2 separate regions of the Mus musculus genome follow, and region 1 is linked to region 2. Evidence: chromatin loops called from intact Hi-C (ENCODE). Cell type or tissue: left cerebral cortex. All regions are shown on one strand. Each heading gives the region's core, and the rest is flanking DNA. Links, peaks and the distances in the headings are about the cores only. Region 1 holds the start of Cyp19a1 (cytochrome P450, family 19, subfamily a, polypeptide 1). Region 2 overlaps Gldn (gliomedin).

The links. Hi-C counts contacts between places; a loop is a spot of excess contacts. Peaks named below come from ENCODE experiments on the same cell type or tissue, not always from the same donor. Only the 100,000 strongest peaks of a DNase experiment are listed, where the experiment ranks them.
Region 1: it touches region 2 in a loop (4-fold over the local background); 32 of 42 quality-filtered maps call a loop at or near these places.

Annotation. Positions count from the first base shown.
Region 1 is chr9:54,186,607-54,202,560 of GRCm38, reverse strand. Cyp19a1 (cytochrome P450, family 19, subfamily a, polypeptide 1) reads left to right here and starts at 8,818. Exons shown (of 9, transcript NM_007810.4): 1 at 8,818-9,304; 2 at 15,730-15,880. The coding sequence starts at 9,160. In left cerebral cortex, for the core only: a CTCF peak has its summit at 7,591 (motif pointing left); no DNase peak of the experiment used is centred there.
Region 2 is chr9:54,324,324-54,340,277 of GRCm38, reverse strand. Gldn (gliomedin) reads right to left here. Exons shown (of 10, transcript NM_177350.5): 5 at 8,255-8,401; 6 at 6,956-7,075; 7 at 5,789-5,872; 8 at 5,497-5,622; 9 at 4,374-4,524; 10 at 1-1,942. The coding sequence ends at 1,462. Among named protein-coding and RNA genes, the nearest start is that of Gldnos, 31 kb to the right of the region's middle. In left cerebral cortex, for the core only: no CTCF peak of the experiment used is centred there; no DNase peak of the experiment used is centred there.

The DNA.
Region 1 (15,954 bases), core at 6,408-8,907, 140 kb after region 2:
TTAGGGTTGCTATTTGGGCAAGGGTCACTAAACAATGGCCACATCACTGAGGGACATGAGACCTCCTCCCCAGCAACCATTCACTACCTTGCCCCTTAATGTTTCATTTTGTTTTATGAAAACCTCTGAGGCTTTTTCTATGGTGCCCTCCCAGTCAAAAGCTAGAGTGCCCCGGGACCCATTTCAGAGAAATTTATAGCAGGTAGGAGATAGTTCTGGGAAAGAAGGAAGCTGACTCTCTCAGGAGGAGAGGATGACCTGAAGGAGCTGGGAGATAGAACAGTGGAAGCGGGGGTGGGGGTGGGGGTGGGGGAGAGAAGGCCAAGGCAGAGGAGGAAGAGGAGGAGGAGGAAAAAGGAACTCTTGTAGGTAGAGTGTTTTTAGGCCAGTGAGGAACTGACTGTGAGTGGAGGTCACTGATGAGACCAGCCAGGATGTGTCTGAAACCCTTACAGGCAAGTAGAAGCAAGAAACGGGTATAAGTAAAACGGAACCAGAAACCATCCAGCCTTAAGTGTGCCGGACAAAGCGATGGGGAAAGCCGGAGAGGCATGCCCGCGGGTTACCATGGGGAACGAAGGTATGGACAGTGAAATGAAATACAATGCGGCGCGAGGCTACCTTTCACGGGCCTAGGCGTGCCCCTGAGTAGTTACACCATGCAAACAGACCTGGTGTGAAAGGTTTATTGGGGATAAAGGAGAGGAGTGAGGACCTGGGGAAGAGGATAAAGGTAGGTGAGAACAGAGTCATGAGGGTAGAGAAGAGGGGGAAAGGGAGAGGGAAGGAGGGAGGGAGGGACGGAGGGAGAGAGGGGAGGGGACAGGGGAGAGGGGAAGAGGGGGAGAGAGAGGGAGAGAGGGAGAAAGATGGGGGGTGGTGTCCTGGAGTGGCTGGCGTTTCCTTCCATACTGATGCAAGCACCTGTCCCATCTGGTAGCAGGTGATTACGTAAGCAACTGCTAGGTCCGGGGGGGGGGGGGGGGGGCAGACAGCGAAATTGCCTGCTCCCTAATATGCAGTGCAGACTCCCGGTCACAGGTTTGCAGCGAGCACATCTGAAGGCCTGGGTATGGTTCAGGAAGTGGAATCTAACTGCGAAGGAGAGAGGCACACATTCCTGTCTTTGTAGGAGCTCACATGAGGCAGAAGAGGAAACTGAAGGAAAGCTACAAATTTTAATCAGTTAATACTCCATTTGACTTTAAAGAGATTTGAGCAGTTTTTTAGTAAAACAACTAAAACTGAAGGCTAAGTAGAAATAAATGATTTCTATTATTCTCAACCTCTTCTCTACAGATAGAGTTTCAGAGAGCTGATCTTAGGAGGGTCAGCTGACCTTCTGGCCGCCAGGCATAACTGAACAAATTTCAGAAAAGACACCAACGATTAGACCCCACGATGTGGTTCTTTGAAAGCTATGGCATTTGACTCAGCTGCTGAGCCTGAGAGGAGGCTGTAAATAGACCGGAATGGGCACTGGATTCGTTTGGTGTGTAGTTTTAGAGGAAGGCGGTACTACTCCATGCTGTGTGGCTACCAGGATATCTCCCTCAACAGGCATGTCACCTACTCAACCTCTGAAAGCTCTGAAACTTGTAGCCACCCAGAGAGGATTGACTGTCCTCCCAGGAATCCTCAAGATTTTTCATAGGAGCTTTTAAAAACGAATCGAGCAGCCGGGCGTGGTGGCGCACGCCTTTGATCCCAGCACTCGGGAGGCAGAGGCAGGCATATTTCTGAGTTCGAGGCCAGCCTGGTCTACAGTGTGAGTTCCAGGACAGCCAGGGCTATACAGAGAAACTGTCTCTAAAAACCAAAAAAACAAACAAACAAACAAACAACAAAAAAAACAACCAAAAAAAAAAAACAATCAAACAAACAAAAAACCAAAAACCCAAAAAAAAAACCAAAAAACCAAAACAACGAATTGAATACTAGAGAATCTAGACGGAAGATATGAATTACATTCAGCTGACTGTACCTTGTCATCAAGAATTGAGCAGAAGGTACTGTGAGCTGCTATTTAAGTTAAATCGGGGCTAGCCCACTGTAGTCTCTCGCAGAAGAATCTTTGATCCTCTGGTCTTGGGTCTGGGCTCGAGTACCAGAAAATGGGCAAGTATAAGAATAGGAAAGCAAACTACCCCCCTCTTTCCCTTGAGCAGGCATGGCTGGGTCCCACCAACCTCTGGGGCATTGCTAGGTCCCACCAACCTCTGGGACATGGCTGGGTTCCAGCAACCACTGGGCACTAGAAGTTCAATCTCTCCCCGCCAGAGCAGGTAGAGGTTGAAGCGCTAGGAACAACAAGGAGTACAGAAAGAAGCTGGATAGGGCTAGGGTGGCTGCTGTACAAGTAGAAAAGGAAGGACTTCAGGTCTTGCCCAATAAAGGAACCAGAAAAGGGGCTCTATATCCCCTTGCGTAGGGGGTCTGACCTCAAGGACACAGGCCCATGAGGGAAGCTATAGGGAGTGTCTGGTTCACGCTGAATTGGTCTCCTGCTCCCAGGATGCTGGCAGTGATCCCAGCCAGACCCTCAGCCTTACAGAACCTTAAGAAGGGCAGCACTGCCAGCCCAAGGATACTCTGTGGATTGAGGGAGTTCTACGAATATTATCAACTTATGAATAAACAAGTCTAGCCAGGTGGTGGTGGTGCACGCCTTTAATCCCAGCACTTGGGAAGCAGAGGCAGATGTATTTCTGAGTTTGAGGCCAGCCTGGTCTACAGAGTGAGATCCAGGAGAGCCAGGGCTACGCAGAGAAACCTTGTCTCGAAAAACCAAATAAATAAATAAATAAATAAATAAATAAATAAATCTATCAAATCAGTTTTGGAAACATGAAAAATGGCTTTTCTGGAGACATCATTCTTCAACCATTAAACATTTCTATACTGATAACAAGTAAAACATGGGCCAGAAGCCCAAGGAAATAAAGGAGAATACCTTTCTTTAGGTTCAGGACTTTTTTTTGGGGGGGGGTGATAGCTTGCTGTGACTGGACATGGGGAGGCTATGATAGGAGGAGCAGCCAGTTAAAAAGATAGGGAGAAGGAAGGATGAGAAGTGCCAAGATTCTGAAGCCAATACAAGAAGGCTCTGGTCTGGAGGTTTGGAGAGGCTTGACAAGTTTGTATTCAACGCGACCACGGGGTCCCGGTGAGGGCATCTAAGTGGCTGTGTGTAGGCAGGGCAGCTGGGGCTTGAGAGGTGGATGGGGTGGGGCCAAGGAAAGACTGGAGGGAATTCCCACCAAGAGGTCAGTGCACAGGCCAAAGCACAGACATAAGGAGTGGGAGCCAAAGCAGGTGAGTGCAGGAGTGGAACAGGAAGGGAAGGCTTGTTGCAGGTCTTAGCACAGACGTAAAGAGGAGCGGCAGCGAGCTCAGTGCCACACAGAGAGATCAAGAAGGGGCAGGGGCTTGGGGGATAAGACTAATACTGTTTTTCCAGAGGACCTAAGTTTGGATCCTAGCTCCCATGTTGAACAGAACTGTCTGCGACTCCAGCTCCAGGGAGCTCTAATGCCCTCTCCTGGCCTCCAAGGATACCTGCACTCACATTATAGCCACATACACATAATTTAAAAAACAACTTAAAAAGAGAGAGAGAGAGAGAGAGAGAGAGAGAGAGAGAGAGGATGAAGGTGGGCATCACTGATGTAGTGAAGTAGGGACTGGGAAACATGTCCAAAGAGAGGCAATGGGCACAAGTGATTTGTTGGAAAGCAAAAGCAGCTAGCGAGAAGAGAGAAGGGTTGGGGTGGGAGAAATAATAAAGAAGGAGGAGAAGCTGGCGTTGTAAGGAGAAGCTGGCGTTGTGGGAATCTTGAGAGTGAACTGCAGGAAGTAGAAAGAGTGAAAAGAGTAGTGGGGGCACAGAGGGAACTTCCAAGTCAGAAAGGTTGGTGTTCACAGGTCATTCTGACACAAGCTTCATTGTCCAGCACTCAGGAATCCCAAGTAAGAGGAGCCAGCACGGGTCACACAGTGAAGCGTGGTCTCAACAAACAAAAAAACTAAGAAAGACAGAGGTATAGCATTGAGTATATTCTGAAAGGTTATTGTGGCTATTGCACCATCGTGTTCATTCACCATTTGATGGGACATCCCAGAAGAGAGATTGGCCATTGCCTTAGCCATGAGGTCAGATCAGGGGACCAGTGACACTATCTCTACACTGTCTACTCTTTTTGTAAAACTGGGAGGAAAATATAGAATTAAAAAAAAAGATTCCTTTTGACTCATGCTTTTTGGACATATACCAACTGCTGTGTATCAGTCGTATCTCCTTGTTCATCAAGGATGCTGTCTAAGTCTGCCTGCCTCCCCTGGTACCCAGCTTCTCGGACCCCGTCTGCCTTGCGTTTTCTGTTAACTCATTTTTCTCCTTATGTTCTCCTCTTTTTCTGTCATTAAATCTTGGTGTCCTTTGAGACCATTCTCAGTCTGAACAGCTTTACTGAATGGTGCTTTCCGCAGCCCAGGGGTTAATGTCCACGTACACATTTTCCTGCAGTCTTCCGCTCAGAGCTGCCTCGAGCTCCCAGATATTAGCATCTGCGCATGTCTGAACAGTTCCTGGAACTCAATGCATTTCTGTCTCAAAGAATGGCACCACCATCCCTCAAAGTTGAAATTTCCAGTCTGGGAGCTTAGGGATGGTTCCTAACACTCTTGTTGACCCTGTTCCAGCAAATTTAAATCAAAACCACTTACACCACTTCAAATACCAAATGTCTCTTGACCCATCTGCCTCCTTGAGCCCCCAGCTCTCTCTCACCCCCCTCTTGTCTACAGAACTGTGGAAGATAACCAGTGTGTCTCCTTTCCACCTCAAAAGTTGTCAGTGTGTCTTACTACCTCTGTGATACTCTTTCTTCTGCCACCAGAGTGTTTGAAAATTTCTGAAGATGTGATCTTACTGACTTCTGCTCTTGTCCTTTGATGTACAGGACAAGTCCTTCAAGTCAAACTGCTGCCATCTTCATGAGTTGAGCTGTGCCCACTTGCAAAAGATCATCACAGCTGGGTCTGTTGATTGTTGACATTTTCTCATTCAAGGAGGGGTAGGAGGGTCATGGGATCTGCATGTTCATATCTAGCCACTCCTCCTACCCAGTTGTATGCAGTTCTGCCCTAATTGTACCTAGAGTCAGGGAGGGGCTGGCCTATATAAAGTGGGAAGAACTAGGGCGGGGTTTCATTTATGTGTCAACAGCCATGGGTGGTGCAGACTGTCCTGTGTGGGGGCTTTAAGGCCACCTGTGCTCCAGCCCGTAACCTTTCACCCATATCTCTGTAAGTAAGCCCAATGAACTCATTGGCTCTTCAGAGTGAGCTGTGGTGGAATCATGCCTCCGAATGTCTTTAGGACCTCTGATGAGGGGATAGTTGTTTATATATTCTCCAAGGAAGGAATTTTGGTGACACCCTTCATTTCCTCTCATTTCACACTTAGTTAGCTTCTCGTTTCTCTTAGGAAAAACTCCAGCATCTTTACCACAACCACAGTCTATACGAATGTGCCAGGCCCAGTGTGCTTCACATATACCCCTCTTTTGGAGCTTTGGAACCTAGCTTTCTTGCTGTCTCTCTGTCTCTCTGTCTCTCTGTCTCTCTGTCTCTGTCTCTGTGTGTGTGTCTTTGTCTCTGTGTGTGTGTCTGTCTGTGTTTCTTTCTTGCTTGCTAATGGCTCTTTTTTCTTAGCATCAAGCTTTCCCATCCACTTCTACCAAGCCTTCCACTCTACAGTCCCTCTCTTCTTAGAACAGAATGTTCTCCAGACAAAAGACTCTCTGCTCTCTCTAGAAGTTGTCGTTCACTTGAAAAACCATCCCATAAATGTTTTTATGTTTTCAAGATCCTCAACTCCAGGGAGTTGAGGTTACAAATGTCTTGCTTCTAGTGGTAACCTTAGGAGTCATTCCCCCGGGGGAAAGCCCAATGAAAGGGGTGCACCGAGGGGGAGCCAACATGGCTAGGCTATGTTTTCAGGAACGAGGGACATAAAAGCGGGAGTCTGGGGATACTGGAGAGAATGAAAAAGAGGGAGACTTGTACTCATTCCTCAGACTCAGACTCACCAGCTAGTCTCCCTGGTGGACAGACAGAAAGTAGTAGTGGTATGATCTGATAACACCTACATCCATTCCTTGCAGAGGCTTTAACTGGGGTGTCTAGGAATCCCTTCTGGCAATATGGGGACTAAGGCTGTACCCTAACCCAAAGGTTGTCAGGACACCAAAGCCAGACTCTGTCCCTTCAGGTTTTGCCATGAATCAAGCTGGGGACTTTGCATAGAGACTTGGCATTTCATTAGCCTGAGGTTGACCAGGGCATTAAGTGAAGGCATTACACCTGAGACAATGACCTTTAGGGGGACAGTGAAGACTCTGGTAGTTATATTGCTCTTGAAGGCACTGAGCACTTGAAAGTTGTGCACATGTATGTGTGCGGGTGGGTGCATCGAATGCTCCTCTGTGTATGTGTGCATGCATGTTTGTGCATTTGTGTGTGAGTATGTGTGTATTTTCCATGATGTGAACAATCATGTATTCCTCGTGCTAGAGCATTGACAACACTAAACAGACTAAAGATACGATTCCTCCCAAATCTAGCTCAGTGAGGCAATGAGTTTACTGGTGTTCCAGGAACACAGGTGACAAAAAGGCAGGCGCTTCACTGAAGGCCCACCCCAGCACGGGGGAAGACTCACAGCGTGACACACCTCAAACCCTCTGATCAATTGGCAGGCATTTCCAGTGAAGAGAATTTCCTCACACTCATCTCTCAGTTCTACAATGCTGGAAATGGATCACACACACCATGCGGCATTCTGAATATCCCGAATCCTGAGCTTCCTGTCTGCCTCCAGGAGGGAACATTTCGACTCATAGGAAATAGCTACATGTATGTGTCTGTTGTTGTTGTTAATTGTGTGTGTATGTGTCTATGTGTATGTGTGTGTGTTCAAATGCTTCAGTGCCATTGTGGAGGTCAGAGGACAGTATAAGAGTTGGTTCTCTCTTTCTACCTTGTGGGTTCCGGGGCTCAAATACAGGCTGCAAGTGCCTTTACCCCCTAAGCTATCTCATTGGCCTGCTTCCTTTTTCTGTTGAGCATTTTATTCTCTGCAAGAGAAAAAAAAAACTGTCCAAAGTTAACAAAGGGAGCAGCTACAAACAGCTGCCGACTCTTCATTTCCCACTCAGAGCAACTGGAAAACTGTAACAATTAGACTGCTCATCATATGCACAGACACTTTTCCAGTGTCTTGAACTTAATTATTATTGAATGGTAGCGTAATATAATGAGTTAACAAATGAAGAACAAACTGAATAAATTCAATTGTGAAATTTCTGTGGTTGCTAGAAACCAAAGGTTGCGTAGAGGTCAGGGGAGAAATGTTATTACATAGTGCCCTAGAGTCTGGTGAAAGGTATGGCCTTTCTCCCCTCAAAAGTGCATGTGTGGGTTGGAGAGACCCTACTCCACGGCTAAGAGTGCTGGCTGCTCACAGGAATGTGCACTTTCGGTTCCCAGCCCTCATGGCAGGCAACTCACACGTGCCTGTGACTCTAGCTCCCTCTTCTGGCCTCGTCAAGCACCTGCATAAATATGTGCATACACCCATGCAAACACACACATAAAAATAATATATTTAAAAAAAAAAAGTGTATGTGAGCCCATTCAAAAATTTCTGCAGCACATCAGGGAATCCACAGAGCTCCTGATGTCCAATTTGAAATCACTTTTGTGGACATAGAGTTCCAGTGTGAGGTCAAACTCAGGTCAAACTCAGCCAAAATTTTCTGCCTGTATCTACTACATAAGCTTGGAGTGGGTCATCTGCCATTGGAAAATGCATTTGATGAAAATGATACAAGCTTCTCAAACTTAAGTTTTTGGCTTTTTTGTTTCTGCTTTTTGTTTTGTTTTTGTTTTTAACTACTGCCATCTCTAAAGCTCCTCCCTGTAAGAGTTTTTGATAAAACCTGACTGAAGACACCTCAGCATGCTGTTGTTGAAACCTGCAGGTCCAGCAGCTCAGCCTAAAGAGGAATGACCTGCACAGGGCACAAGTCATCACTAGGAACAGATGGCTGAGTGGCACCTGAGTCACTGCAGGGCACACTACTCTTACTGTTCTCTGCCCACTCCATCATTTTTCCTTTCTCCCTCTTTTAAAAAAAGATTTATTTATTTTATGTATGTGAGTACATTGTAGCTGTATTCAGACACACCAGAAGAGGACATCAGATCCCATTACAGATGGTTGTGAGCCACCATGTGATTGCTGGAAGTTGAACTCAGGATCTCTGGAAGAACAGCCAGTGTTCCTAACCACTGAGCTATCTCTCCAGCCTCCTTCTTTCTCCCTCTTTATTCGTGCCCCTTCCATCCCCACTGCCTCTCCTGCTGACCCCCATGAACACTGTTTAACCAGCCTATGGTCCTAGTTCTAGATCCTCATTAAAGCCACCAAAGACTGCCATGAGTAACATATCTTGAATTTCATAGATGCCCTAATGAAGACTCTCTGAACACTTTGATGGTGCCCAAGAAATGCATTCTTTCTGTAGAAGGGTACAGTCCGGGAAAATAATTTTGATTATGGGTAGGAATTAGGACATTGTGTATGTTGATTTATTTTTATAATTATATATTTATAGTGTGTGTGTGTCCTGGGGGATGAACTCAGGTTGTTAGACTTGGGTACGGGAGCCTTTTCCTGCTCATGATTTGTTTTGTTAATTGAGTTTGCTTTTAATAAGGAGGATTGCCTCAGCAAATGCTGCTGATGAAATCACAGCATTGTGATTGTTCCTCTGGAATGAACTTCAGAGAGTTGACTCTCAATTGAGCACGTCACTCTACTAACTCAAGGGCGAGATGATAAGGTTCTATCAGACCAACTGTTGAACAGAACCTGAGCCTCCCAAGGTCATCCTTGTTTTGACTTGTAACCACAAATTTGTCTTGTCTAAGTGTCCAATCACTATAAAACAAAATGCCCATCTCTCCAATCCAGCACCCTTCCAAGTGACAGGAGCCACAGCCAAACCGCTGGGTTACGTTCTAACTCCACCACTGCTTTCTTCCCATAGAACTTTACTTTTTTTTTTTTCTTCTGAGGCCAAATAGCGCAAGATGTTCTTGGAAATGCTGAACCCCATGCAGTATAATGTCACCATCATGGTCCCGGAAACTGTGACTGTCAGTGCCATGCCACTCCTGCTGATCATGGGCCTCCTTCTCCTGATTTGGAATTGTGAGAGCTCGTCTTCAATACCAGGTAAGCTGTTGCTTTAATTCTACACTAACAGAAAGAGTTTCACGGGGCTTTTTGGTCTGTGGCATGCATTATCTATTTATTTTATTTTATTTGTTTGTTTATTTATTTTGTAAGAAGAGCAAAATTGCTCTTCTTCGAAGAAGAAGCACAGCTCACAAGCTGGACTTGTGAAGATTAGGACATGGTAAACTGATCACCTGCCCACGACAGATGACCACATCACAAATGGGTGTTAGATGCTCCCTCCAGTCTGGGCAGTGCTTTGGGAGGTTTGACATGGAGTAGGCAGGGTCAAGTTCTAGAATTTTTGGCTAAATTAAAACAAGCACCACCCGATTCTAATAGATTCCAGCTCTGCTGTGCCAGCCGGCGAAGCGCCTCTGGGCTGCCCTCTCTCGCGTCCTCTTCCTTCCCCTCTGCCCTCTGTCCTCAGGGACACCTTCCCCTCCCTTGCTTGCGTTTATCCTTTCTCTCAATCGTATTCTTCATTTCTTTTATTGGCAGCGTGGTGATGGTGATGGTGCCATAAGGGTTGAATGAGAACTGGCTATTGGGAGAAGAATAGGGACAAGGCCCATTCTCTGGGAGCATCAGAGTCGGACAGAATTATTCCAAGGTCTTTGTGTCAGTCGAAAGCAGAGACTAATATAATTCTTCTGATAATCTCAGTGAACCATTTTGCCACCGGGGCTGAAATGATCAATTATTAAGTTAATTCAGAACAAACAGAAATTTCAGACAGTGTCTTTAAGTTTAGGTATGAGTTCCTCACACTATCACCAGTTTCTAGCTCTGTAAGCTATCCAACAAGGCCTGTTTCAAAACCATAGTGACCACACATTCACAAATGTGCTGAGACTCTGAACAAGGCAGTTGGAAGTGACAGCTGCACCAGGGAGTGCACAGACCAAACGCTGTGCCTGGATTCTTTCTCATGTGTTTCCCATAGTTGCCCATCTATCTGGTTCAGCCTGGCACTTTAATTTCTAATTTAGCTGAACACTGAGTTAAGTGTGTTGACGTCTACCTTGGCTTGGATACTCCCTGCCACAGATTTCCCTTCCAGTGGTGAGCTCCTTGGTCAGGGGAAAGGATGAGGGTAGGATGCAGTAGAACATCTCTGTTTCCCTGTCATAGGCTCAGATGCTAAAGTCCAGCCTGTATCATAAGAAATCAGCACCGTATCTGTCAAGAAAGCCACACAATTCTCAAATTTTAGTATAAGAACAACTTTAAAGGAGATTAGTTTGCTAGCTGGTTCCCAAGCCCTTCCCTGGAGTGTTTGAATTGCAACCTTAAACAGTTTTGTTGTTGTTGTTGTTGGGTGTTTTGTTTTGTTTTGTTTTTGAGACAGGGACCTCGCTATGCAGCCGGGACCATTCGGCTTGTCTAAAACTCATTATGTAATGTAGATCAGGCTGGTGTTGAACTCACAGAGATTTATCCGCCTCTCCCTCCTGAGTGCTGGGATTAAAATCACGTAACCACCACACTTGGCTAAAACATATACTTTTAAAAGAGGCACAGTGAGAAGTGACAGTCCTGGGGCCTGGGTCAGGAAGGGAGGTGGTACTTCCTGTATTTACCACTTCTGGGCCAGGGATATGGCACTGCTTGTCTTCAGTGTCAATCACCTAGACAGGACAGTGGTCCTGTTGGTAGAGCCTGTGGGTTGATACTGTAAAACCTTTCCTTGGTGGTTTTTCATGAGCAGCCAAGTTTGAGAGCCACAGAGATAAGCCCAACTCCTCTGTGTGTTAGAAGGGGAAAGCCCCGGATGATCTGTGTTGCCAAGGAACATGGTTTAAGAAGTAAGAGAAGCCAGAAAGTCCAAACAAAATAAAGGGTTAAATCCCAAAGGAGGGAAATGGTCTGCTGATGCCCAGCTAGAAGGAAGACAGGAGCCCCGAGGAGAAAATCAGACTGTGAGTTCCCACCTTACAGTCACACTTTGCAAATGCAAGCTCTGGTCAGTTCTCCACAGAGGCCCAGCCCAGGATTCTCTGGCTCCTGTCAGGCATAGGAAATAAGAAAACTGGTCTGTCCTTCTGGACTCTTCCGTCATTGCTCCCAAATAATGACTCTCTGGACTCTTGGATTCACAACTTTGAGGGTATTCTGGGTCCTAAAAAGCCTAAGGGAATTTAAAAGCTGTAGTGACTAAAAGCCCTTATCTAGTAAACTTCAGTTGAGGCGGCTTTCTGCTCACTGTCTGGTAATGTTGGTGACAGTGCCAGGTTTTGGTTTTTTGTTTTTTGTTTTTGTAGAAGAAACTGTAGTCAAAGAGGAGAGGTTTTACCCCCTGTGTTATGGCTCATGGAGCGATCTAAGCCTCATCATTTATGCTTGCTGAGAAGTCAAGCTAGATCTTTGCTTGACAGCAAGGGATAGGCAAGGAACAAAGGTGGGGGCCCTGACATGGAAAGGCAGGCTGATACGGAGGGGAAGGAGGCTGCAAAAGTTGGGGAGCAAAGACTGGTTCCCGTGGGAGGCAGTGCCACTTCAATTCTGATCAATATCCCAAGTCCTCTAGTTCAGCATGTGTTGCCTTCTCCCTGGCAACCTTCCCTTCCTCGAACACAAGGCTGCCCCAGTCTTGACATTGGTTCTCTCCCTGTAGGTAATAGATTCTTTCTTGGGCATTTCACACAAAGGAGTGTGACATGCGACACTCGGGAGTAGACATGACAACATGTCCCTCTTTTTTCTTAAGAAAATATTTTACAGAAAACTGAACAAGGTGACGACAGACTTGCTATCAGAGTTCTTCACAAGGAATAGGATGCTAACTATTCCAGATGGTCTTCACGCCATCCTCTCTTCCTCTATTTCTCTTCTTCCTTTTCCCCATCTCTCCCTTTCTCCCTCCCCCCCCCTTCTGTCTCTTTCAGAGGTAAAATGTTTTTCCTGGATTTTGTAACAATTACTGCCTTGTGACAGTTTGGGACCCAATGTCATACCGTCAGACAATATAGATTTTTTTGTCTTGTTTTAAATATTTTAGCAATACACGTATACTGTTTGTCTCCATTGCTCCTTTTGATTACTGTTAAGTCAGCAGGATCCATCCAGATGGTGATAGCATTGTGCTTCCTTTCCACTGCTATACAGTCTTGAGCGTTACAAAAATCTCACGGTTCATAGAGCAGACAATGCCTCCAGCTGGGGTCCTAAGGACAACAGTCTTGCTGTGAAAAAGGGTGTGCACGCATCTCTCAAGGGTGTATCCATAGGTGTGAAGGCCAGGTTCCAGCTAGATAAGTGTCCCTAACTATCGGCATTTAAGGATGCTCTCTGGCGACATCAGAAGACAGTGAAGTATTTACTGCTCCTGGGAGTGGGCTGCGGGACTCAGTCTATGCCTAGAGAAACATTGCCAGTCTGAGAAGCTGAGAGCTGCCTAATGTGTCAGCAACTAGAATACTTCCCTCATATTTTACCCATCCGTGGTTCAAGATTTACATGTAAATGCAAGGAATATATGCACATAGATATTTGTATAATGTGTTATAATTATTTGCTTTTTTTTTTACATCTCCTTCACTACTCTGCAAGAATATAGATTAATTGTACTTATTGTTATCTCTAGACCTTGACTTGGAACAAATATTTAAACTAGGGTCTCAGGAAATGTTTATTGGATGAATTAAGGTGACATAGAGTTGGGAATTACGTATCCCAAACTCTTCCTGGTAGAATATCCCCCCTCCCGCTCCCTCTCCCTCTCTCTCTCTCTCTCTCTCTCTCTCTCTCCCTCCCTCCCTCCCTTTGCCATCTCTCTCCTTCCTTCCTTCCTTCCTTCCTTCCTTCCTTCCTTCCTTCCTTCCTTTCTTCCCTCCCTCCCTCCCTCCCTCCTCCCTCCCTCCCTCCCTCCCTCCCTCCCTCCCTCCTTCCCTCCCTCCCTCCCTCCCTCCTTCCCTCCCTCCCTCCCTCCTTCCTTCCTTCCTTCCTTCCTTCCTTCCTTCCTTCTTTCCTTCTTTTCTTTCTTTCTTCTAGACAGGGTTTCTCTGTGTAGCCCTGGTAATTCTGGATCTTACTCTATAGACCAGGCTGGTCTTGAATTCAGTGATCTACTGCCTTTGCCTCCTAAGTGCTGGAATTTAAAGCTTTATACCACCACTGCTGCTGCCTGGCTAAATACACAGACTCTTAATCCACATATTGTCTAGCAAGCTTCATTTCTCAATATATACAAATCTCCATTGTCATATCTTTTTAAATAAATGTTTTCATTTTGGCCAGGTATGGTGACACACACCTTTAATCTCAACATTTGGGAGGCAGAGGCAGGCAGATCTCTGTGAGTTCGAGGCCACCCTGGTCTACATAGCAAGTTCCAGGCCAACCAGGTGCTACATAGTAAGACCCATCTCAAAATGTTTTTATTTTGATAATTTTTATGTTTTATGGTAGGGAAATACTATACTAGTAGGGGAATAGTGCCTCCCAAATATAAGCCATTTATAGTATTGCCATTGTGTTTCATGGAGTTTGACTAATAAGTAAATATTTGTAGACAAGTCTTTTTTTAGTCAAGTCAATACTTGGCCTCATATAAATTAAATGTTATATAATCTTCTTCCACTTTTGATCTAAATGTAAAGACAGCCTAAAATGCTCTAAGAAAGAACAAAAACTGTTGTTATTTCATTTAAAAATTTGTGTGTTTGTGTGTATATGTGTGTGTGTGTAGGACAGCACTCAAAAATTCACTCGTTATATTATGCACACACAGCCAGTTTATTTGAAAACACTTGCGGAGCATCTGTGATGTACTGCTATAAATGGTATTTTGTTTACAACACATATTTTAAAGATTAAAAGTTGATATATTTGATATTTTGAAGAACGATGTATTTGATCAAATCTGCTTCTTTAAATTTTTGAGCAAACATAAGGGAATTGTTTCAATATAATGCCAGCACCTACGATATAATATTCTAACTCTACTAGAGTTAGAACATTGAAAACCTTTGACTATATTTTGATTCTATTGATCTTTTGATTCAAAGATCTTCTCTTCAAACAGGAGGAGGAGGAGGAGGAGGTCTGATAATTGTATTAATAGAACTTGGTTACTCCAAAGTGAATGGCTAAACAGTGTTTGCCAAGTTTGGGAGTGAACATCTAGGCCAGATGACTCAGCTGAAAGCTTACACCATCTAGATCATTACACAGATCGTGTAGTCTCATACAACCTGATATGCTTTTGCCTTTATAATGATTTCACTGACAACATGGAATTAAAAAAAAAAAGATTTAGAAAATTATTGTCCATGGTAAACCTTATTTATCTAACTTTTTACTGACCACTAGTAAACTATAGTCTACCAGGTCTGATTGAAATCCCAACACTTGGAAATCTGAGAGGAGAATCTTGGTGTTCCAGGATAGCCTGAGCTAAGCCGTTTAACCCTGTATCAAAAAACACGAAGAATAACCACACGTATGTTTGAAAATGCTGTGGTACTGGGTGTGGTGGCGCATGCCTTTAATCCCTGCACTTGGGAGGCAGAGGCAGGAGAATTTCTGAGTTCGAGGCCACCCTGGTCTACAGAGTGAGTTCCAGGACAGCGAGGACTATATAGAGAAACCCTGTCTCGAAAAACCAAAAAAGAAAAAGAAAAAAAAAAAAAAGAAAATGTTGTGGTGACACACATTACTTTGTATGCTGACCTACAAAGTTAACAGAACAAATGCAAGCTACAAGTTTGCTGTTTGACATAGACCACATACAATTCCCTCCCTTTCCCCTGGGTTCTTGCTCTGCATAATCCTACCATTGTCTATGTTAGCAAAGCTGTAAGCTGGACTCTGCTCTCTGCTGAAACCAGATCCTGTTATGTGAGTCCTAGTGTAGGTTGTGAGTTCTACATTGTAATAATGAGTTCTTAGGTTTGTATTACCTCACGAGATTTTTGCTCAAGACTCCTTTTCATAAACTGAGCCTTCTAAAAGCAGCGGGGTGTTTTGAGACTGAACATTATCCTCGCAGACCCTCTCTCAGATGAAAGAAAGCCATGCCCGGTTCTAGTCAATGCATTCTGTCAACTGGGCTGCTCACAACCAAGAACTTCCAGATAAGAGCAGCAGGCAGCCATACAGTCTCATCAGCTTGTCACCTGTCATGGTTCCTATGCTTATAACAGACCGATAAGTGGACTTTTATTCCAGACTCTTAGAAACGAGCGCATAGCTTCCCGTTTAGTGGAGCCGTGATGACGGATCAAGAGTAGCAACTTTGAAGCCATGCTTCTCATTCATGAAGAGGTGGAGAGTCTCCTGTGATCTTTGCTTTTGTTTTAAATCACCTTAAGTGACTCACATATAGACTCCAGAAGATATAAAAAAGATTGACTATGACAGGACAAAGTTTTGGGGGGGCATTATTAAGAAGTTCACTGTGTTCTCACGGTCTGTTGTAGGTCCTGGCTACTGTCTGGGAATTGGGCCCCTCATTTCCCATGGCAGATTCTTGTGGATGGGGATTGGAAGTGCCTGCAACTACTACAATAAGATGTATGGAGAGTTCATGAGAGTCTGGATCAGTGGAGAGGAGACACTCATTATCAGCAAGTGAGTCTGTGAATAAGCAAGGCTGTCGTGGCCGAGGGTGCAGCCCAGCAAGAAATGTGTCCTTAGCGCGCGTC
Region 2 (15,954 bases), core at 6,419-8,918:
CTAAACCAGGTCACAGGCCCACTGAGAGTGGGTTTGGAACAGCTGGCCAGTCTTTCCTGGACAGTTTCTGTAGTGTCTTTTTCTATATTCCGGGGGGGGGGGGGCGATGAAATCCACAGCTTCCTCTTTGAAGCTCCACAGGCCTGCCTGGAACTCAATGAGTTGACAGAGAACGTGGTTATTTAAGGTCTTGTAGGAACCAATTAAACTAGATCCTTGCTATCCAAGAGGACAGACCCAACTTTGAGGACCACGTGGGAGTGAACATCTCCACGGCTGGAGGTTCTCTTACTCCATCTGATGCTGTCCTTAGCTGTTCCCTCTGCCAAAGCCCAAGCCACATAAAATGCTGCCTGTCAGTCCGTAGAAAGCCTAACCAGACTCAGGGAGTGAGCCCTTCTGAGAACCTGGCTCGTTCCCTGTCCTTAGATGAAAGGTCAACATTTTTTTTTCTTTCTTTCTGTAAAGGCCAGGCAGTAATGGTTCAGGATTTACAGAGCGGCTCTGCTTCACTGCTGACACACTCTGAGGCGAGATTCTTAGGTGCAGGGATGCGATGGTACAGGAAAAAGAGCTAAGCTGACTTTGGCCTTTGAGCCAATTGCCTTCCCTCATTCTAAACAGTAAGTATAAATGGTGCCTGTTTTCTGAAAAAACCATCATGTTTCCATGCTTCTAACCAGATTATTGGCCACTTAGTGTTTGACACTCTGATAACAATCCCATGGCCTTGGCAAAAGGGACCACGAACTGAAGATATCCTGTTTACTTTCCCAGCAGCAAACAATATGATCAGAAATTGACAGCATCTAGATGGCCTATGGGCCTGATGCAGCTCCATTTAGAGTTCTGAGCCTGTATCTATTCATGGTTTGTTTGTTTGTTTATTAATCTTGGATTTGTGTTTAGGAGCTGAAAACAATGATCATTCTGTAGTGGTAGGTGAATATTCAGAGAAAATAACAAATTATGAATAAAATAAAACCTTAGAAGCCATAAGAGCCAGTGCACCTTCCCTAAATACCAAATAAGTCATCACTGAAAGGCCCACCCCTCAAGCTGCAAGTAAGCTCACTTACATGTGGAGAAAAAAAAAAAAAGAATCCAGAAAGCATTCTAATATATAATCAGGCAAGAATCACAGAATTTCATCTAGGAAGAGGAAATGTCAGTCATACTCAGATGTTTCGTATTACCTATGGGGACGCTACGGTCGGGGGAGAGCTAACTTGCTGAGTTTGAGGAGGGATACTGGGTCACCAGATCTCTTCCACATCCATTTCTAATCTGTAGCTATTTCAACAACCTGGCTTAGAGCGGACTCGCCGCTTGTGCAAGAGCCCGTGGCATGGGCTTACGCTCCGAGTGCCTGGGTATCCTTTACCGGCTAGCTTTCTGTTGGGCTTGACCAAACCCTAGACAATGTGGAGTATAGAGAGGGAGCAGACAGCCGAGGGAACCCTACCGCTGACTTGATGCCGCTGACAGAAACTGCACAGGATAGAGCATCAGATGGCCATCTTCCCACGAGTATAAATGCTGATCTCTCATGTTGTATGACAGCATGGCAAGAACAGACTGGGACATTCTGAAATCAAAGTTTGCATTGATTTGCTTTCCTCCTAACAAATCAAAGGCAAACGTGACCCTCGTATCTTTGGTGTCTGTGACATAGAGGATCCCTCGGGCTATGAAGGCATTGCCAGCCTTGGATTTGGGGTATGTGGTGTTGATGTGCTGTGTCACGGAGAATGTCCTCTCATCCAGCTGTGCTACAAGGATGCTTGAGCCATCCACACTTGAAGCGTAGATAATCCAGATGCCCTTCTCATCCACTGCTATGTTGAAGTAAGTCTTGGAATTTGCAAAGAGGTATTTTCGATCAAAATACAAAGCATTTTCCAGCTTCAGAGTCTGAGGTGTCTCTTTCCCAAATTCAAATCTGAAACATTTTTCGAAAAGCAAGTTAGAGTGGAGTAAACATGTCTGTAGAAAGAATTCTCGTGAACTGTGTGGAAGCATCACCCGTCAATAAAAAAAAGCCTATGGCAATGAACTGAGGCAGGACATAGGAGGTGGGAGTTCTGGCAGGGAGAGAGGGGGGGGTTCTGGGAAAGAGTCAGATTCTGGAGATTGGAGCTGAGCTCTGGAGAAGATGGTTGCATGACCCGAGAAGTAACTAGCTGTGTGGAAGACATAAAATCAAATAAATGGGTTAAATAGGTTACAAGCTAGTCCTGGAACAAGCCAAAGCCTAAGTATTTATCCATATATAAGACATCTCAGAGTCAGAATGAAGGGACCGGATGGAAAAGCTGGAGGCCACACATGTTGGTGGACACTGGTGATTTGTAGTGCTCCTTATTAAGCTGAGTTACCAAGAGTGGACTAAGGCCTGGAGCTCTCTGTTGCCAAAAGGCTCCAGGAAACTTTTCTACTTGTCCTTCAGAGATGTTCTGAGCAGCAAGGATGTGAAGGCAGTGACTAGCCTGTGCTAGCAGAAGCAAGGGAGGCAGTAGTGTGGTGTTAAGGACTGTCCTCAAATTAGCAATGTGGCTTGGATAGCTTTGAACATCTACTCCTCTTGCCTCCACCCGCCAAGTGCTGGGATTACACCATCAAGCCTTGCTTCTATAGTGTGCTGAAGAGCAAACCCAGAGCTTCGAACACTCCCTCAATTGAAATACGTCTGTAGCCCCTAAATTTAAGTTTTAAAACTCCCAAGTTGGCTGGTTATTCCTTTATTTCATGCTGAAATTTTAATTAGGGACTAAACCACCAACCAAAGAGTGCTCGTGGAGCAATCCATGGCTCCAGCCGCATATGTAGCAGAGGATAGCCTTTTTGGGCATCAATGTGAGAAGAGGCCCTTGGTCCTGTGAAGGCTCCATGCCCCAGTGTAGGGGAATGCCAGGGTGGGGAGGTAGGGTGGGTGGGTGAGCACCCTCATAGAAGCAGGTGGGGGATGGGATAGGGAGTCTCCAGAGGGGAAACCAGAAAAGGGGATAACATTTGAAATATAAATAAATAAAATATCCAGAGAGAGAGAGAGAGAGAGAGAGAGAGAAGAGAAATTTAAACTAAAGGCCACTAGCTGAGAAGAGATATAGTAAAGGTTGTGAAAACAATTTTCTTGTGTGGGATTCCATGCCCATTAGCTCTGGGATCTGATTTCCAAGACTCCAAACAGAAATAATATCAAAAAAGTGAATTATGATTCAACCACTAGCTGAATCTGGGAATAAGTCAGGGATATTGGGCTAAAAGAAAACACCAGAGGGCGCTATTGAGCGGCAGAGCACAGGAGGATCCCATGACTGCTAGCCATTTAGGAAGCACAGCAAACAGAAGCAGACTAAGAAACCTGAGTTAAACTGGAAAGGGGTCTGAGAAGAGCAAGCACTTGGGAAGGACTCAGCCATACCAGCGCCTGACTGCTAGCAACTCTGTCCTGTGGTCCAGCCCCAGGGCTGAGGGAGCAGGTGTCTGTCTGTCCACAGAAACTGCAGCTTCGATACACCCTGCTCCTCCTCCTACTCTAGGCCTGTGGTTTGGTGTAGGCCTAGGCTGAGGAGAAGTCCCCTACCCAGTCAGCACAGCCCACCCAAGCCTGTTTGTGGTACAAAGCTATAATCTGGGGGACTCGGGAGGCTGAGGTGGAAGGATTATAAGTGAAATGCCCCCAAGTGACCATTTTGGTCCTAGTTTTGGCTAACTCCAGCTTGCACCTCACCTCACTGCTCCGCAGTCCCCACTGGGGACATCCTGCAGAGCAGAGTGCTCTCATGTACCTGTTGTTTCTACCTGTTGTTTCACAACACCAACTGTTTTATCAACTGAGCTGAAACCTTTGAAAATGTCGACCCCCTGCTGCCTCTGGTTTGATGTAATTCTGGGTTTTCTTTATAAACCCTATTCTGCCTTACATAGGGAGAAGAGTTCTTTGTGGCAGGAGTCAATGCCTAGTCACAGGCTTAAATAAAGGAACTCTGGTGGTATGTAACACTTGTGAGTGGTCTATAACAGCAAGTTCAAGGCCTTCTTTGGCAACACAGAGAAATTAAGAGCAGCCTAGGCAACTTGGTAAGACTGTGGTAGACTACTACACTCTGAGTATAACAACGACCATCTTTCTCACAACAGCAAACTCTGTGACAGGTGCACATCATCAGGGGCCTGGGTGTGGGACTCCCTCACTGTATTCTACCATTCCTTTGAGGGGGACAAACCCTGATTGATCTGCCTAGGCACATAAAGATGACAGAACACATCTAGACAATGGCAGAAGACAACACACAGTGTGCACACTGTGAGGGACATAGTGTGCACACTGTGGGGGACACTGCACGCCATGGCCCGGCACGGCGGCTCACCTCACTATGGTGTTGGAGCCTCCTTTGTGGTAGTAGAGAGAGTTGTTGTAAACAGCGTGCCCACAGCCGTGGAAATAATGTGGGAGGTGGAGGAGGGTGAAGCTGCTATTGAGGAGCGCCGGCAGGTCTTTGAACTCCTTCACCATGATGCCTGCGGGAGGGGAGGGGAGGAGGGAGACTCTTACCCACCAGCAAGGACAGCACTGCCCGTGAACGGTCAGGCTGCCGAGAGAATATCTGTCCCCTCCCACCCACCTTGCTCTTTAGCATTTATAAAATCAAAGTGCACAAGCCTGCCCCAGGAACAAATATTTGGTGTTTGGACAGCTACAGCTTGCTGCCTCCTATCCCTTCCTGAGCACCAAGACCACTGCTGCCCCTATACTGCATTTCACTCTTCCTTTGAGCCCCAAGCCCCCAGCTTGGTAGACAGAGGTTACTACTGAACTCATCAGTTAGTGTTGATGAAGGAAAGCAGCGGCTCTTAGCTTTTTGCCAACTGATGTGTACTGTCAGACCCTTCTGGAATGAAGCCACTCTTATTACCACCAGCCACTCTAACTACATCCTTTGGGGACAGTGTGATCAGGCCTAAGTTCGGACATGGAGAGGCTGTGAGTTGGCTCTTTGTCTTCTCCCCTGGGCGCCATCCAACAAATACGTGAGAAATATGGCCAAATGTACTCTCATAGGATGGTATCAAACTCAGAGAACAATAGGCTGTGCGCACAGAATTCGGCTTTTATAGCTAAGGTCATATCATCCGGAACACGCCAGATCACAGAGCCAGATGGTTAGTATTTGTAGGCCATAATTTGTCTTTTATATCTCTTCCATGGTATGGATTAGTTGATAAAACCTGTGGCTGTCGTGCTCTTTATTTCCGTCTGGCTATTGTGATATCACTGAGTTTACCCTGTAGTTGTCATGTGTCTGGGACCTGAACTACCAAGCTTGCAACCAACACGTTCAAGCTAGGAAAGTGTTCTAAACATTTAGTTGTGCCTTTTAAGATGAGGAGCCTTATACTAACACTAGTGGAGATCTCAGACACATGGGTATAGAATAAGCTTGAAGATAGGCAACGGATTGCACCAAATGGACCATCTCTGGAAGGAAGTACCTGAAAAATGTTCAGTCACCCAAATGCGGTCGTCACTTTTGTTAGCAGACTCTCTCATCCAAGTCCCAAAAGTCTCTCTCACTTTTAGGACTTGGGCTGGGTTGCCAATGGAAGTGATCATAGATTCTGTCAGAAGAAAAGAGAGTTACATACCAGCCAATTAAGGCATCCAGTTTTGAATTTCCAAATGGAATTTTTGTGTGTGGTGTTGGGAATTGAACTCAGGGCCTGTGAAGGTGAGAGACACACCCGGCACTAAGGTGCACCCCAGCCCAGGTGCTGGGGTTTGTACCTGTTTGTGGTGAATGGCGTTCATTTGCTTTCTCATCAGCTCTTCCCACCAAGGTATCATCATTGGGTATGACACACGTCTCCCCTACAATGACAACAATCAATGCGGTTGTCACAATGGGTTGGTGGCTTTGTATCTATAACCTCCACTTCCTCGAAAAGTCCCAAATGTACCCATTATAACATCTCCACCATGTTTCTTGGATGCTTGCTTTTTAGCAAGCCCAAGCCTCAGACTCCCAACCAGAGTTTCACTGATAGCTGGGTCCATTCCCTGGGAATATCCAGGAAGAACACTATTCCAAACAATGCAGGCGTTTGGAGAAAGTCCTGGTCCTCCTCCACAGCTGCTGCTGAAATGGCAGCTCAAGTTGTGCCTTGTAGTTTTAAGACAGGCAAGGCATTCTGGGTAACCTCTAGTTCTAAATCCACTATTGAAATATTTTCCATTATTATTATCATTTGTTTCTAAGGAACTTTTGAATTGAGTGGGGCCAGGTCACTCCTTGGCTGTCTGTTTTCTCTCTGTGAATTAGAAAGAAGCATAGCCTAGGATAGTCATGGGAATCGGAAGAAATGAGTACTGAGCACTGTGCCTGGCAGGCTTAGCACTCAAAACTAAGTGGCAGAGGATTGCAGGTATAGCTTAGTGGTAAACATGGGGCTCTGGGTTCAACACCCCCCCCCATACTATGGATAGTGATGGCGATTCTATGATTGTTCTCTGCACAGTGTTAACCAATTTGCCTGCCCCACTATCTCCCAGTTTCTTATTCTCTCAGGAATTTGTTGCTAACAGCTTAGGCCTCAAGATGCTGCTCTCAGGGGACCTAGTGGCACAGTGTCTTGGATTTGTGACAGTAATTAAAAACAAACCAAATAAAACCCTGCTCCTTGGGGGTGGGGGTGGGGGAGAGGGTTATATGGCCAGGAAGAGTCCCATCATGGAGGTAAGCGTGGGGAGACCAGTGAGGGAAGGAGCAATAGGCTCGGTGCTGGGCCTGACCATAGTCCTCACTCCCAGGGCAGGCATTCAGACTTCCTAGGAGCATATTTCAAGGATGAGTCTCATTTAGGACAATATCTCCTTTCAAAATTTGGCCACAAAGTCTGGAAGAGGGTATCTTTAGCATAAGGAGTGGGATCCCTGTGGGCAGGGCTTGGCAACCTGGACACTGGCTGTTGAACACGTTTGGTGGCCGAGGGCCTTTGGATCTTCTGCTTCCAGGAGGGCCTGGAGGCCCTGGAGGTCCAGGGGGGCCAGGGGGACCTTGGTCACCTTTGGCACCTAGAGAGAAGGAAAAGGAGAGACTGATACAACGTTCTCCACAGGGACAGATTCCAGTTAGGGAGAGAGAAGGGAGCAGCAGCTCTGGAGTGTGTGCACCCATTCCTAGAGATGACATAGGTTTGTTCTGTCTTCACTGAATTAAAGATCTACCATAGTAGGTCCTGTTGATCCACTATCTGTAAGAGCTGTGCCGAGAGTTTTATCAGTCTTCCCTTCATTGTTCCAAGTCTCTCTGTGAGGTGGAAGTGGGGTCCTCTCAGGAGCGTTCTGCTAGGGAGCCGTGGTGACTTGAGGTCACCAGTGGACAGAGCAGGATCTCAGCTCTGGTAGCTCTCAGCAGAGCCAGGCCATTGTCACTGCAGTGCCAGAGGATCCCAGTTCTGACTTTCTAAAATCCCAAAGGAACTCTTCTTCCTCCCGTCCCCCTCCTTTGCTTCCTCTACTGCTTCCTCACCTTCCTCTCCTTTCCCTCGGGCCATCCTTCCCATTCTCCTTGTGGTGGGGAATTTAACCCAGCAGCTCTTGCAAGCCAGATGAACACTTTATTACTGAGCTTGATCCTCATCTCCTACAGATCTTGATTACTGTCCAACCCCAGAGACACTCAGAGTGCCTTCGGGGAGACTGGTCACCTGTCCTTTGAAACCCTCCTACTTGACAGCCAGGTAGGAGAAGCAGACCAACCTTGAGCCTCACTGGACTCCACTATTGTTTACTGTGGGACCTTGGTCTGACCGTGTAATCAGACCTGAAGCAAGAGTGCAGCTTTAGCCTCCCCATGCTTGGGACTACAGGCGGGAGCCACCACACCCTACCAACCGAGGCAAATGCTTTAAGTTACGCTAGATACCAGCTTCAGATGTGCCTACATGGAGAAACAGGCACAGCTTTGAAAATGCAGACCGCCATGCTGAGCATGGCTGTATACAGTTATAACTGCAACACTTGGGAGGTGGAGGCAGGAGGGTCGGGCAAGGCCAGTCAGTCTCTGCTACATAGAGAGTTCCAGGTTAGCCTGGGTGTACAGAAGACTCCATCTCAAACAAACAAGGAGGGAGAGAGAAGTCCAATGCCTGCTGTAGAGCAGAGGCTCAGAGAAGAGAAAAGTCACCAGAGCAGCCATGGGTTGGATGGGACAGGCATCTGTGCCCTAATGCCAGGAGGACACCAGCCTACCTGTCAAAAGCACGTCATTGGACACGTCTCCTTTGTCTCCCTTGTCACCTTTCTGCCCTGGTGGGCCCTCATTTCCAGGTAGACCCAGTTCACCAGCATCTCCCTTTTCTCCCTTTTCCCCTGGATTTCCGGTGGCTCCAGGTAACCCTGTGAGAAAGCAATGCCATATTAACTCGGGCGCACAATTCTGCTTCACCCTTTGTAAAGACCATACTTTTGCAGAGCGGCTTTGCAAACCAACCACAAAACCCCTTACCAACCTCCATGGATGCTGCTGTACACTCACTATGGGATGGCATTCCCAGGTGGCTCTGGGGGCTACTTTTAAGGAATCTGCCTGAGCCACTAAGTTGAAGAGTGAAGCAAGAGAGGAGACAATGACAGTTTGAGTAATGCACCATTCCCACGTGTGTCATTGAGAGGACCATAGATACAGCCACTGTCACCTGTGCTCTTAACTTCTTACAATATAATGAGTGGTGGGCTGGGCAGTCATCTGCCCTTTGAGCAAAGTTGAAATGGTGCTTGTAACTGATGCTGCTAAGCCAACAAGGGCAGATGACTGGCTGCCTCAACTCCTTGCTGTCTCTTCTCTGCTATAATAGACTGTACCCTCAAGTGCGGCCAAAGTAAACCTTTTGCTCCTTAAGTTGCATCCATCAGTTATATTGTTGCAATGACTGGAAACAGTCAGAAAACCTAAGGAGAGAAAGGCTAACTTATGATGGTTACCATTGACTGCAAACCAGTCTGGCCCCTCTAGGCTTGTTTGGTCTGTTGCTTTACTTGGGTGTCCACAGCCATCTTTCCTGGGACTAGTCTAGCCCCAGTGCTATTTCTTATTGGACACATGAGAAATCCAATCTTTCCAAAGCTCCACCCAATACCCCAGTCAACACGAAATACAAATTCAGCTTTCAAGAAAATTATTCTAAATGTTAAATTATAGCCAAAAATAAATTACCATAATCCAAGTTGCCCTAAATGTGTTCTGAATGTAACTGCTTGATACCATGGACTCTAATATTTGAGGCGTTCAGTACATGTAATTCAGTATATTAACAAACAAGGAAAAGCATGTCTTAATGGGTGCAAGAAGGCATTTGATGTCTTTCAACATGCATTCTCAATGAACTCCTCATCAAACTAGCAATAGGAAGGAATTTCCTCATTCTGCAAGAGTGTCTGTGGGAAACTGACAGGTGCGATAGCCTTTCCCAGTGAAAGGTTGTGTGCATTTCCCCTAGTGTCAGGAACGAGGCAAAGGTGTTCACACTCAATAGGATATAGAAGCATGATACTCTAGAGAAAAAGAACTAGAAGGCTCGCTGATGGGGAAGTGGATATCAAAGCTTCCTTAACATGCAGCTGGCCTGACGGTTTATGTAGAAAATGTCAAGAAATCTATAAAAAAAAGAGCAACTTGAAAGTCACAAGTACACAAGTGTCCCGGGATTCTGAGAGGGGGAAAGTGGGTGCACAAAGACATTGTTAGGAATGAACCATATATAAGACCATATAATAAGAAAGAACTGTTCATTTTGGTAAGAATTCCCCGAAGATAATGTTTAATTATGTTGCTCAAAGTGAGGGGTTGCAGACATCAGGAGAGCCGGACACATCTGTCATCACAAGCCTTCCTGTATTCTCCCCGTCCACAGCCAAGGTGCTGTGGAACCTCCTGCCTCTATAATCACTGCCAGCTCCTTGGCTCTTCTGCAGGCCCCATCAAAGTTCAGCTCATCTGCCCCTCTCCCTATGTTACTGATTAGTCACTCTCTGGAACAGCAAAGCTTTTCCTCCAGTTTGTTTATTTGTTTGTTTTGCTTTTAAGATCTCACTATACAGCCCTACACAGCTAGCCTCAATCTCGCAGTGATCCTCCTGCCTCTGTCTGGGATTCTAGTGTGCACTTTCACAGATTGCTTATGTGGTGCTTCAGACTCTCCCCAGGGCTTTGTGTGTGCTTCATGAATGATCTACTGGCTCTGTTCTCTGGATCACCCTACTTCCTGCCAATCATGCTGCATCCCACCATATCTATTCTAAAAAGGCGTTTGTCAACCTGTGGGTGGAGACCCCTTGTGAGTTGTTGAACAATTCCTTCACAGGGTCACCTAAGACCATGGGAAAGCACAGATATTTATGTTATGATTCATAATGGTAGTATCTTTTGGGTATATGCCCAGAAGTGGTATTGCTGGGTCTTGAGGTAGAACTATTCTCAGTTGTCTGTAGTAAAATTGCAGGTCTGAAGTAGCAATGACATTAGTGTTACGGGTCAGCACAACACGAAGAGCTAAGCTAGAGGACTGGAGCACTAGGAAGCCCGAGACCCACTGTACTAAAGGACTGCAAACCTTCCAGGTTAGAAGGCACTGTAGAATTTGTTTAGATCAATTTCCCTTCCAATCCTCAAGTCTCTCTGTGTTACCTGCTATCTAGTTGGCGCAATTTGTTTGTTTGTTTGTTTTTTGAAACAGTCTCTCTATGGCTGTCCTGGAACTCACTCTGTAGACCAGACTAGCCTGGAACTCACAGAGGTCTGCCTGCCTCTGCCTTCCATGTGCTGGGGTTAAACTTGTGTGCCGCCTCACCTGGCCACCGTGGACTCATCTTGGGCTTTCAGTGTCAGAAGATTTTACCTTGGAGTGCAGCACAGAGCCGGGGCTTTCGGACAGTGGTGGGAACTTGCCAAGCAATGGTGACCTGGGTTCAGTCGCCAGCATCACAGAAACATGGACTCAAAACATAGTGAGGAAAATGCTGCTTTCTAGATTTCAGCGAATCATACCAAAAACCTAGAGCTGAGCCTGGTGGCCAATGGAGACTAGTTATTTCGAGAATCGAAGGCAAGCTTGGGCCACCTGTGACCCAGTCCCAGAAAGCAGTAACCATGAATCTAAATGAACAATGTGAGATCCAGCTATCACTGAGAGGACACAGCAGGGGAGGGCATAAAGAGGGACAGGCCTCCCCGGTCAGCACTCTCTCTGCTGTGGACTTGACCCCTTCGGTCAGAAGCAATACAGTGATCTAGTATTGAGTAAGGGCCACTCTTTACAGCAGCACTGAGAGCTCCTGGCTCTGGGTCATTCTTGCTGAGAGACACTTGGACTTCAGGCTGAAAAGTGACGAAAGCCCTTCTGTGGGTGCTCTGCCTGAGAAAGCCTCCCTTTATTGGGATTTTAAATACGTGGTTTGGCACATTATCTGAAGGAGACAAAAGGCTGGACGGTTGCTATAGAGTTTCGCCTGCACTATGTGCCACGTGCTACTGACACCTTCTCAAGGTTCCGAACAACCCACATTCAGCAGCCCCGAGGGAAGCAGCGGTGTCGCCTGCTCACAGGAGGCTTTTCAGACCTTCCTTCTGACTCAGGAGCACGTCTGCACCACCACCTGCTTTCCCTGCCTTCGTCTTGTTCCTCCCTCGAGTGCCTTCTATTTCCTTTCTCAAAAAGGCCACACGAGCAATCACGTTCACTCTGTATTGTAGCCCTACCACAGCCTTTGCTTGAGGGTGTCTTCTGCCTCATAGCTGGGGTGTGCATGGCCATTTTTCATGTTTTGGTAAAAGACAGTGGGGGATGTTTTGTCTACATCATGTAATCTGTCTTTTCAGTGTCTCTCTCTCTCTCTGTGTGTGTGTGTGTGTGTGTGTGTGTGTGTGTGTGTGGTGAGTGTGAGTATATGTGTTATATGTGTGGTATGTGTGAGTGTGTAGTGTGTGTGCTGAGTGTGAGTGTGGTTTGTGTGGTCAGTGTGTGTGTATGTGTGTGTGTGTGTGTGGTGTGTTTGAGCAGAGTGTGTGAGTGTGTGCATGTGAAGGCCACATGTTGATAGTAGGTATCTTCTTCTATCACTCTTCACCTTATTGTTTTTAATTTTAAAAACAAAACAAAACAAAGCTGGGTAGGGTGACACACACCTTTAATCCCCAGTGCCCAGAAGGCTGAAGCTGGCAAATCTTTCACTTTGAGTGCAGCCTGGTCTACATACTGAGCTCCAGATGTGACTAAGTAGAAAGACCCTGTCTCAAAAAAAAGAAAAGAAAAGAAAAGAGAAGAAAAGAAAAGAAAAGAAAAGGAGAGGAGAGGAGAGGAGAGGAGAGGAGAGGAAGAAAGGAAGAAAGGAAGAAAGGAAGAAAGGAAAGAAAGAAAGGAAGGAAGGAAGGAAGGAAGGAAGGAAGGAAGGAAGAAAGAAAGAAAGAAAGAAAGAAAGAAAGAAAGAAAGAAAGAAAGAAAGAAAGAAAGAAAGGAAAGGAAAGGAAGAAAGGAAGGAAAAGAAGGAAAGGTTTATTTTTGAGTTTGGGGGTGGAGTGTGCTCATGTGGAGGTCAGAGGACAACCTACACAGTCAGTTCTTCTTTTCCACCCAGAGAGTCCTGGGCACTAAACTCTGGTCATCACACTTGTACTGCTAAGCCAGATTATTGTCCTCGTCTTACTTTTTGAGATAGGATCCTGTTACTGAGCCTGGAGCTTGCTGCAGTCTCCGGACTCACTGGCCAGCAAGCTCTAGGGACAGAACCTTCTGTCTGCCCTTGGCACTCTCCAGCTGGGATCACAGGAGCACACTGTTGTGCCTGCTTGTTGTTTAGCCATCACATGTGGCAAAGCAACCTCTGTTGGTAATTGACCGTGGCCACTCATTGGCATCACCCAATGAACGTTCACTGTGTGTATACCATCTACCCACACCCAGGTTAGGTCAGGGCTGCCGGTCCTGCACAGCGGTGCTGCAGCACATGCCGCTTTACTGGCATTGAGCTACAGTTGGAGAAGAAATGCCATGCTATTTCTGCCTCACACCTGAGGGAGAAACGGCTGTCTTGTTTTCTTCTGGGGTTGCCCACTCAAAGCAGACAGTTCCACTAAGCCTGTGATAGTTCCAGGTTGGTATTGGTGTCATTGTCTTCACATCAGGGTGTTCTTGGCAGTGCCACCTGTCACTAACTGAAGCAAAGGAGGGAGTGTTGTGCAAACCCCAATCACCAGCCACACACTGGAGGGAGGGCATTGCTTTTGGTTTTCTTAATATTGATTTGATTTTTAGTTGTTTTTCTAGAGAAGATACTGTAATTCTAATTTTTTTGGTAACATTAACTCTTACTGAGAAAAATATGAGACAGATGGAAAGAAAAAAACCAAGGCCACTTGGTTCTGAGGCCCTAGAACATCAGACTTCATAGACGGTACCGATACATAACTGGCAACATTCAAGACTCCAGTCTTAACTGCAAAACTAAAATGGGTTTTTCAGCCTCATGCAGGACCTTTCCATGTAGCTTCCGTTTTGGAAAGGACATCACAGAAAGGGAACTAAATCAGGTTCAGAGAGACAATACAACGTGATCTCACTTAGATATGAGGATAAGGCCGATCCCAAGATCTCAGAACGCAGAGTAGCATCTGTCAAAACCTAGACAGGTTTGGGGGCAGTGGGAAGGGAGTCTGGTCTGTATGGAGTGAGATGAGCAGAGGGCTAACTCCACCCTGCAGGAACAAACCTGGGTAACAATAGCTCATGAGCTGGATTGAATTCTTGAACATAGCTCATGGAGATGACTTGGGACATTCCCAACACGAAGAAATTATGCAAGTTTTTTTTTTTTTTTTGAGACAGAGTTTCATGTAGTCCAGGCTGTCCTTGAACTCACTGAGTGGCTGAGACTGACTTTGAAACCCTGGTTTTCCTACTTTCAGAAAGATGTGTGTGTGTGTGTGTGTGTGTGTGTGTGTGTGTGTGTGTGTGTGCGTGTTAATTAATTTGACAGTAGCCTTAACCTGACTGTTATGTCTTGTTTAGATATATTGAAATTCCATACTACATGTCCATAATATAATTACAATTGTATATGTCAACTAAAAGCATATAGTAGATATAGTTTAAATATAGATATTATATTAAAATGTTACGAAATATACGTTACAAATAAAACAAATTATAAATTACAGGCCACATGTTGATATTAGGTATCTTCTTCTATCAATCTTCACCTTATTGTTTTTAATTTAAAAAACAAAACAAAACAAAACAAAGCTGGGCAGGGTGACACACACCTTTAATCCCCAGTGCTCAGAAGGCTGAAGCTGGTCTAGAAGTTGGATATAACAGAGTGAAGGAAGGAGGGTTTTTTTTTTTTTTCAACTAAGACCAAGTTTCTCTTCAATCTTTGGAAGAAAAAAATGATGTTAGCCATTGGGGTCGTAGTTCAGCTGGCAGAGAGCTCGCCCAGCATGCACAAAGCCCTGGGTTTGATCTCCAGCAATACATTAAACATGCTTGGTGGTACATCTCTGTAATTCAGTACTTAGGAGAGAGGCACAGGGGGCGGGGAGGGCAAGAATTCCAGGCCATCCTCAACTACATAAGAAAGTTGAGACCAGTCTGAGCTAGAGATCTTCTCTTACAGAAAATGGGGAAAATGCTGGCAAATACTAACATAGAATTTACTATGTGTCTGGCTCTAACATTTCATACATATTAACTCATTATCCCCAAAACACTATGAGATTAATAAGATCACTATCCCTATTTAATAAATAGGAAAATTGCAACACAGTGAGTATGTAACCTGTTCAAGGGCCCACACCAAGCCTCTGGGCTCCAGGTCTGGCTTTGTTCTCTGTGTTCCTGAAGTTGGAAGCTGTGAAGGGTGTTGATTCTTCACATTTAGATTACAGTCTTAAATTCTGTTTCATTGAGTCAGGCATCTCTATAGATGACGTGGTTTAGATATGACATGTCCCCAAGAGGCTTCATCCCCACAGAGAGAGAGAGAGAGAGAGAGAGAGAGAGAGAGAGAGAGAGAGATCGGACCATGAGGGTTCAGCTCCCTGATGGATTCAGCACAGAATGGCTGGAATTACCAGGCACTGGCAAGTAGGGCTTGCATGGAGGAAATGGTCACCGAGGTCAGACAGAGGAGCAGTCTGTCCCTCAGTGTTTCCTGTGCCACTCCATACTTCCTGGTAAGGAGATTCCATGTGCCACACCCTTCTGCCATGAGCCATGGGGCTGTGCCTTTCAGAGATCCTGAAACATAGGCAGCTGCCATACATGGAAAACTCTAAATGCCAGCAAAAAATCAGCCTTTTCTCCTTTACACTCTCAGCTATTCCATCACAGTGGCCCAAACCAAATGAATACAAGAGCTGGTACCGGCTCCTTCCCGCCCTTAGTCCTGCTTTGAAGGTTGTTAGCTCCTAGGCTCATTCATTTCTATCTGGTTTGGGTCCTCACCAATACTCAAGGGTGGCCTCAGACTCTGAAAATCCAGAGCTTCTATTGTTTCTCCACAATTCCTTTACTCGGACCTGCCCTTATCTTAGTTCCAAGATGCTAATCCCCTCTCTCTTGCCTATCGTTTCTGCTTGGTTCTACTGTAGAAACCATTGTCTACGCAGGGTCCTGTCTGCTCAAAGCTGTCCAGGGAAGTTGGGCTTTTCCTTCTAGTAGTACTGTCTGTCATGAGGTAGAGAGCCGTCTTCCTGCCAGAATAAATGGTATTGACTACATTTTGTTCATAAAATAGACAGCCACGTAGATGTGGTACCATATTCCCTCTGGCTCTATGGCTCTACTGTGTCTTGAAGCACCATTTCCTTCAAGCATCTATCTCTCTGGCTGAGGGTGTGGCTCAGTTGACTGAGTAGGCCTAGCATGCAAGAAACCTTGGGTTTGCATTCTATGAAG